2 separate regions of the Homo sapiens genome follow, and region 2 is linked to region 1. The links are chromatin contacts, found by Hi-C or POLR2A ChIA-PET in ENCODE. All regions are on one chromosome and are shown on one strand. Each heading gives the region's core, a stretch centred on a gene start or an enhancer-like site at or near the end of the contact. The rest is flanking DNA. Distances are from core to core; before and after follow the strand shown. Region 1 holds the start of IFT46 (intraflagellar transport 46). Region 2 overlaps TREH (trehalase).

Evidence for each region. A loop is a pair of places that touch in the nucleus more often than their neighbours do. ChIA-PET counts read pairs that join two places held with the same protein, here RNA polymerase II (POLR2A). Pooled maps may share reads with other maps.
Region 2: a loop to region 1 is called in a pooled map, with 2.6 times the contacts of the local background. The contact joins the enhancer-like site here to the promoter of IFT46 in region 1. A Hi-C loop is called at or near these places in 7 of 50 pooled maps. POLR2A ChIA-PET finds 5 or more read pairs at or near these places in 6 of 52 experiments (AG04450, BJ, H1 and 3 more).

What each region holds. Positions count from the first base shown.
Region 1 is chr11:118,564,508-118,567,213 of GRCh38, reverse strand. IFT46 (intraflagellar transport 46) reads left to right here and starts at 1,283. Exons shown (of 12, transcript NM_001168618.2): 1 at 1,283-1,424; 2 at 2,153-2,249. It overlaps LOC124902764 (a long non-coding RNA gene), which reads right to left and starts at 2,153. Exons shown (of 4, transcript XR_007062907.1): 1 at 1,840-2,153; 2 at 1,509-1,602; 3 at 928-1,012. RefSeq lists an enhancer at 1,011-1,240.
Region 2 is chr11:118,658,126-118,660,825 of GRCh38, reverse strand. It overlaps TREH (trehalase), which reads left to right. Exons shown (of 15, transcript NM_007180.3): 10 at 93-287; 11 at 862-1,079; 12 at 1,345-1,456; 13 at 1,809-1,921; 14 at 2,093-2,146; 15 at 2,385-2,700. The coding sequence ends at 2,537. Among named protein-coding and RNA genes, the nearest start is that of MIR6716, 15 kb to the right of the region's middle. RefSeq lists enhancers at 1,295-1,844, 1,892-2,186, 1,845-2,394. Within about 2 kb of position 1,250, at least 11 of the 41 ENCODE cell types and tissues checked have a DNase peak (open chromatin) inside an H3K27ac peak, as active enhancers do.

The DNA of each region.
Region 1 (2,706 bases), core at 34-2,533:
GGCCCAATCTCGGTTCACTGCAACCTCTGCCTCCCTGGCTCAAGCAATCCCCCCGCCTCAGCCTCCCGAGTGGCTAGCACTATAGGTGCGTGCCACCACACCTGGCTAATTAAAAAAAATTTTTTTTTTATTTTTAATAGAGTGGAGGGGGGCGGTTCTTGCTATGTTGCTCTAGCTGGTCTCAAACTCCTGAACTCAAGCAATCGTCCCACCTCTACCTCCTGAAGTGCTGGGATTACAGGTGTGAGCCACCGCACCTGGCCTCCAATATTTTATGTTTCTCTCTCCCTGACTTCCCAAATTAATTATGTCCACAGTTTGAAAATATTTGTTCCTTACATCTCCATTCACTCATTCCTCGATTCATCCACCCAATGAGCATTGTTAGTGTCTAATTTCTGCAATACACTGGTGTTACAAAGCTTAAAAATTAATTAGACACAGGTCTTGCTTTAAATAAGTTAAAAGTCTACTTTAGCAAATAAGAAAGACAGGACACAGAGTGAAAAAAAATTTTTTTTGAGACGGAGTCTCGCTTTGTTGCCCAGGCTGGAGTGCAGTGGTGCGATCTCGGCTCCCTGCAAGCTCCGCCTCCTGGGTTCATGCCATTCTCCTGCCTCAGCCTCTCGAGTAGCTGGGACTACAGGCGTCCGCCACCACGCCCGGCTAATTTTTTGAATTTTTTAGTAGAGACGGGGTTTCACCGTGTTAGCCAGGATGGTCTCGATCTCCTGACCTCGTGATCCGCCCGCCTTGGCCTCCCAAAGTGCTGGGATTACAGGCGTGAGCCACCGCGCCCGGCCCACAGAGTTAAATTTGAACCTCAGATACCCAAGGAATAATTTATTGCTATAAGTATGTTCCATTCCATGGCACCCTGTGGAGGGGAAAGACTATAGTGTAATATAGTGCTAGAAAAGGACTTACAGAGTGCTGCGAAATTTCCCCTGGAATGTGTCTACATCCTGGTAAGACTGATCTGGGAGCAACTGCATCCCCAGAGATTGTTGTCCTAGGGGAACAAACGCACACCTTGTTTCCAGATTGAAGGGCTAACTCTACACCAGCCCGAAATTTATCAGCCGCGTTGCCACCCATAGCCGCTAGATGCCGCAACAGACGTATTTACTGAAACCATAGACAAACAGGCGACTTGGCCGCCCAGAGAGGCTTTATCCGTGACTCCTTGATCTTCTTCCTGCGTGGAGAGCCTTCGCGGGTGAGGCTTAACGCGCAGGAGGTCTCACGAGAGTGGAAGCAACTCTCGCGAATTTTAAAATTTATCTTTTTGCCTAGCGACTGACAACAGGCTGGTTGCTTGGCGTGGAATCCTAAAGTGGCCTGGCTTTGAGACTGGAGTGAGACCCCAGCCCTAGGCTGGGGTTCTTTCCATTATAGAGGAGACGGATTCAGAAGGGCTACAGGTAATTAGTACTCATCCCAGCAAAAAGGGAACTGTCTTTCTAGAGAGGCTTAAGAGGACTCCCCTTTACCCCATTCCCGGTTACCTCTTCCAATCTCCGTGGTAACTGTTCCTTCGTCACCTCACCACCAACCGTCCTGCTTCCTTTATTCCCCCAAGAAACTTAGGTGGGATCCTATCTGCAAGATAAGGGTGAAAGTGGAGGTGATGATTTTGGGATTATCGGATGGGACTGAGAGACTGGAGTTTCCCCTCTCTTCGGGGACCCTCCCACCCTACCCCGCCTCAGCCCACCCCACCCCACCCCACCCCACCCCACCCCACCCCACCCCAGAGGTGACTCCAGAGACAGAACTCTTTCTAGAACCTCTACAGCCTTCCCTGAGAAACCTCAACAGCCTTGGCCATCTACATACAAATAGTGTTCTGCCCTTGCGCGTGGTCGTACAGCTTTGGGAAGCTGCAGAAGTTGGCTCTCTTTCCCTCCACGATTCCCTGGTTCCTCAGCCAGCCTGCCAGCAGTTCCTAAATAAGGGCTGCAACAGAATGACTTAACTGCTTGACCGAGGGCCAGGAAGCCTGAAGGAAAGTTTGGATGGGGTGATGGTTTTGTGAAAAACTGGTTTCTTGAGTAAGGAAGAGGAGCCAATGCTGGTTTGGAATATACCTCCTGGCAGAGTGCTTTATGTCTCATGATAGGAGCTATGAATTATGTCTCCCTTTGCTTAGACCAAGGTTGTTGAAAACCAGACATATGATGAGCGTCTAGAGATTAACGACTCCGAAGAGGTTGCAAGTATTTATACTCCAACCCCAAGACACCAAGGTAAGAGAGGAAAGAAGAGAAATGCTACTGAAAGAGCAGGATGGATTCACGGTTGTCTTCAAGAAGTTCTTATTTTATAATAGCAAATGTTGACTTTCAGCGTCAATTTACTTCACTTGCCATTGTTTGTTTTCTGACTAGTTAAGGGGGAGAAATCATAGCCTTCCAAATTACAGGATCTTCCCCCAATCCAACCCTGTCACCATTTACTTCATGTTACTGCTTTGCTCACTGTCTGCCAGGAATTCACTGTTCTTTTTCTTTTTCTTTTCTTTTTTTTTAACTTATGTTTTTCCTAGCTTTGAAGATGCTTCATAACCTCCCCTTAGCCTGCAACCCCAACCAAAATCACAGTGGAATGTTTTTAAAGGACTGAACACTATTTATTTATTCAACAAACTTTTTTTTCTTAATTTTATAGAGACGAGGCCTCGCTATGTTACCAAGGCTGATCTTG
Region 2 (2,700 bases), core at 1-2,500, 94 kb before region 1:
GCTGCACACCTGCTGTGTCAGGCTCTGGTCTCCTGTCAATGGCTGCCTATCCTGCAGCCGGGACTGGCTGGTTCCCTGCTCTGTCCTCACAGGAGACCGGGAGGCTCTGTGGGCTGAGCTCAAGGCTGGGGCTGAGTCTGGCTGGGACTTCTCTTCACGCTGGCTCATTGGAGGCCCAAACCCCAACTCGCTTAGCGGCATCCGAACAAGCAAACTGGTGCCTGTTGACCTGAATGCCTTCCTATGCCAAGCAGAGGAGCTGATGAGCAACTTCTATTCCAGGCTGGGTGAGCACCCCAGTAGGGAAGGGAAAGCAGGGAGCTTGGTTTCCTGCTCAGGCTTGGCAATAGAACTGGAAGTAGGACCCTTGTGTGACAGGCCTTCAGCAACTTAGCCTGTCGAGCCCCGCCCTAGTGGAAGCCTGCACTCACATTTGCGTACCAGACAAGAGAACAAACGGAGCCAACCCTAATCCTCTCTTCCTCCCTTTCTTACTGTGAGGGTCTCTAGGGTCTGTGAGGGGAACCCTAGTCCACGCATCCAAAATCCTTCCACTCCCTCTCCCTCAGACAGCTGCCCTTGACCCCCTAAGAGCTAGGGGAATCCACCCAGCCAGTACCCTTGGGAGGATAGACCCTGGAGACCCTGGGGACAGATCAGCTCCAGTGGTTCCCTGGGAGCAGTGCGGGGCCATAGGCCAGAAATGTGGTGGGCTCCAGATCGGCACATCCCCTTGGTCATCAGGGTGTCTCAGCCTTTGCAGAGAAACACAAAGCGGGGAGGCTAAAGTAGAACCACGAAAAAAGCCTGGGGCAGCAGGCAGGGCACTGGCTGCTGGCTCTAAAGGCAGCACTGCCCCAGGGAACGACTCCCAGGCCACGAAGTACAGAATCCTGCGGTCGCAGCGCTTGGCCGCCCTGAACACAGTCCTGTGGGATGAGCAGACCGGAGCCTGGTTCGATTACGACCTTGAGAAGAAGAAGAAAAACCGGGAGTTTTACCCATCCAACCTCACTCCACTCTGGGCCGGGTGTTTCTCTGACCCTGGCGTGGCGGACAAGGCTCTGAAATACCTGGAGGTGAGGGCACAGCAGGTGGCTCGGGTCCACTGCAGGCAGCACCGCCCCCTCCCGACCCTGAACAGGACCTGCAGGGGAGGGCGCTTCCTCCGGCTATGCCCCTTGTCCCAGCCTGCGGGTCCCACCAGAGCCACCGGGGGGCAGCTGTGAGCCGAGAAAAGAAGAGCCAGGAAGGGGACGTCTGGCTTCCCGCGGGGTCCAGCGTCCTGTCCTGGCTCCCAGTCCAGCCCCACCCACAGTCATGGGAATGTCTGGGACCTTCTAGGACAACCGGATCCTGACTTACCAGTATGGGATCCCGACCTCTCTCCAGAAGACAGGCCAGCAGTGGGATTTCCCCAATGCCTGGGCCCCCCTGCAGGACCTGGTCATCAGAGGTAGGGAGGCAGGGCTGACACAGCCAAGGACCCTTCCCAGGGTGTAGAGGTGGGCCTCCCTGGTGCTGGGGAGGCATGAACAAAAGACACAAGAGGCCCCGTATCCTTTCTCTCGCTCCTCTGCTCTCCTGGCCTCCACTTGACACTTATGTCCACCCAGCCTGTCCAGTGCAATCAGTCCTGTTCGCCCTTCAAACCAGGGCCGTCGATTAAGGGCAGTTTGGCCTGTGGTCTCAGGAAGGAAGTCTTAGGGCCCAGGCCTCTTTCCCTCCTTGGGGAGAGTAGGGTGCAGCCACTGCTCTGTCTGGGATGGGAGACCTGGAGGTTGAGTCCTGCCTGCAATGGGGTCTAGGCCTGGCCAAGGCACCTTTACGTCGGGCCCAGGAAGTGGCTTTCCAGCTGGCTCAGAATTGGATCCGAACCAATTTTGATGTCTACTCGCAGAAGTCAGCCATGTATGAGAAGGTGAGCTGGCCCAAGCCCTCCCTGCACCCCCAGGCTGTCCCAGTGGCCACTCCTGAGCACTGCAGGGGCTGCTGGGCAGGCAGAGCAGCTTCTCCCCAGGGGCTCTGGTTGTTTGTTGTTCCTGGAGCTGGGGGGCAGTACCTGACATACAGCCCACCCGCTTGTCCCCAGTATGACGTCAGCAACGGTGGACAGCCCGGTGGGGGAGGAGAATATGAAGTTCAGGTGAGCAGGCCAGGGGTGGGCTGGCCAACACCAGGGAACTCCTGAACTCTGCTGCTCATGACCCCCGCCCCAGGCCTCAGTGTGCTCACCTGCATGTGGGCCCGGGGGAGGAGCTGACTGGTGCTTCCTGTACCGCTGGGGTTAGGCAGGGCCAGTGCCCCTGGGGAGAGAGCCCACAGCCCCCACCAAGGGTATGAGGCTTCCCCAGAAACTGGCCCCACTGCCCTGCCTCTCCCAGGAGGGATTTGGCTGGACGAATGGCGTGGTCCTGATGCTGCTGGACCGCTATGGTGACCGGCTGACCTCAGGGGCCAAGCTGGCTTTCCTGGAGCCCCACTGCCTGGCGGCCACCCTTCTGCCCAGCCTCCTGCTCAGCCTCCTGCCATGGTGACAGCCCTCCTCTCCTCACCTGGCCCCAGCTCCTGCCCCATTAAACCTCTGCACCAGTTCCTGCCTTCCCCTGCCTCTTCATGCCCTCCTACCTCCCAGCCTGTCCTCAGAGCGAAGTGGAGGGCAGGGTCACGACCTGGAGGTCATGGGTAGGGGCCTAGCTC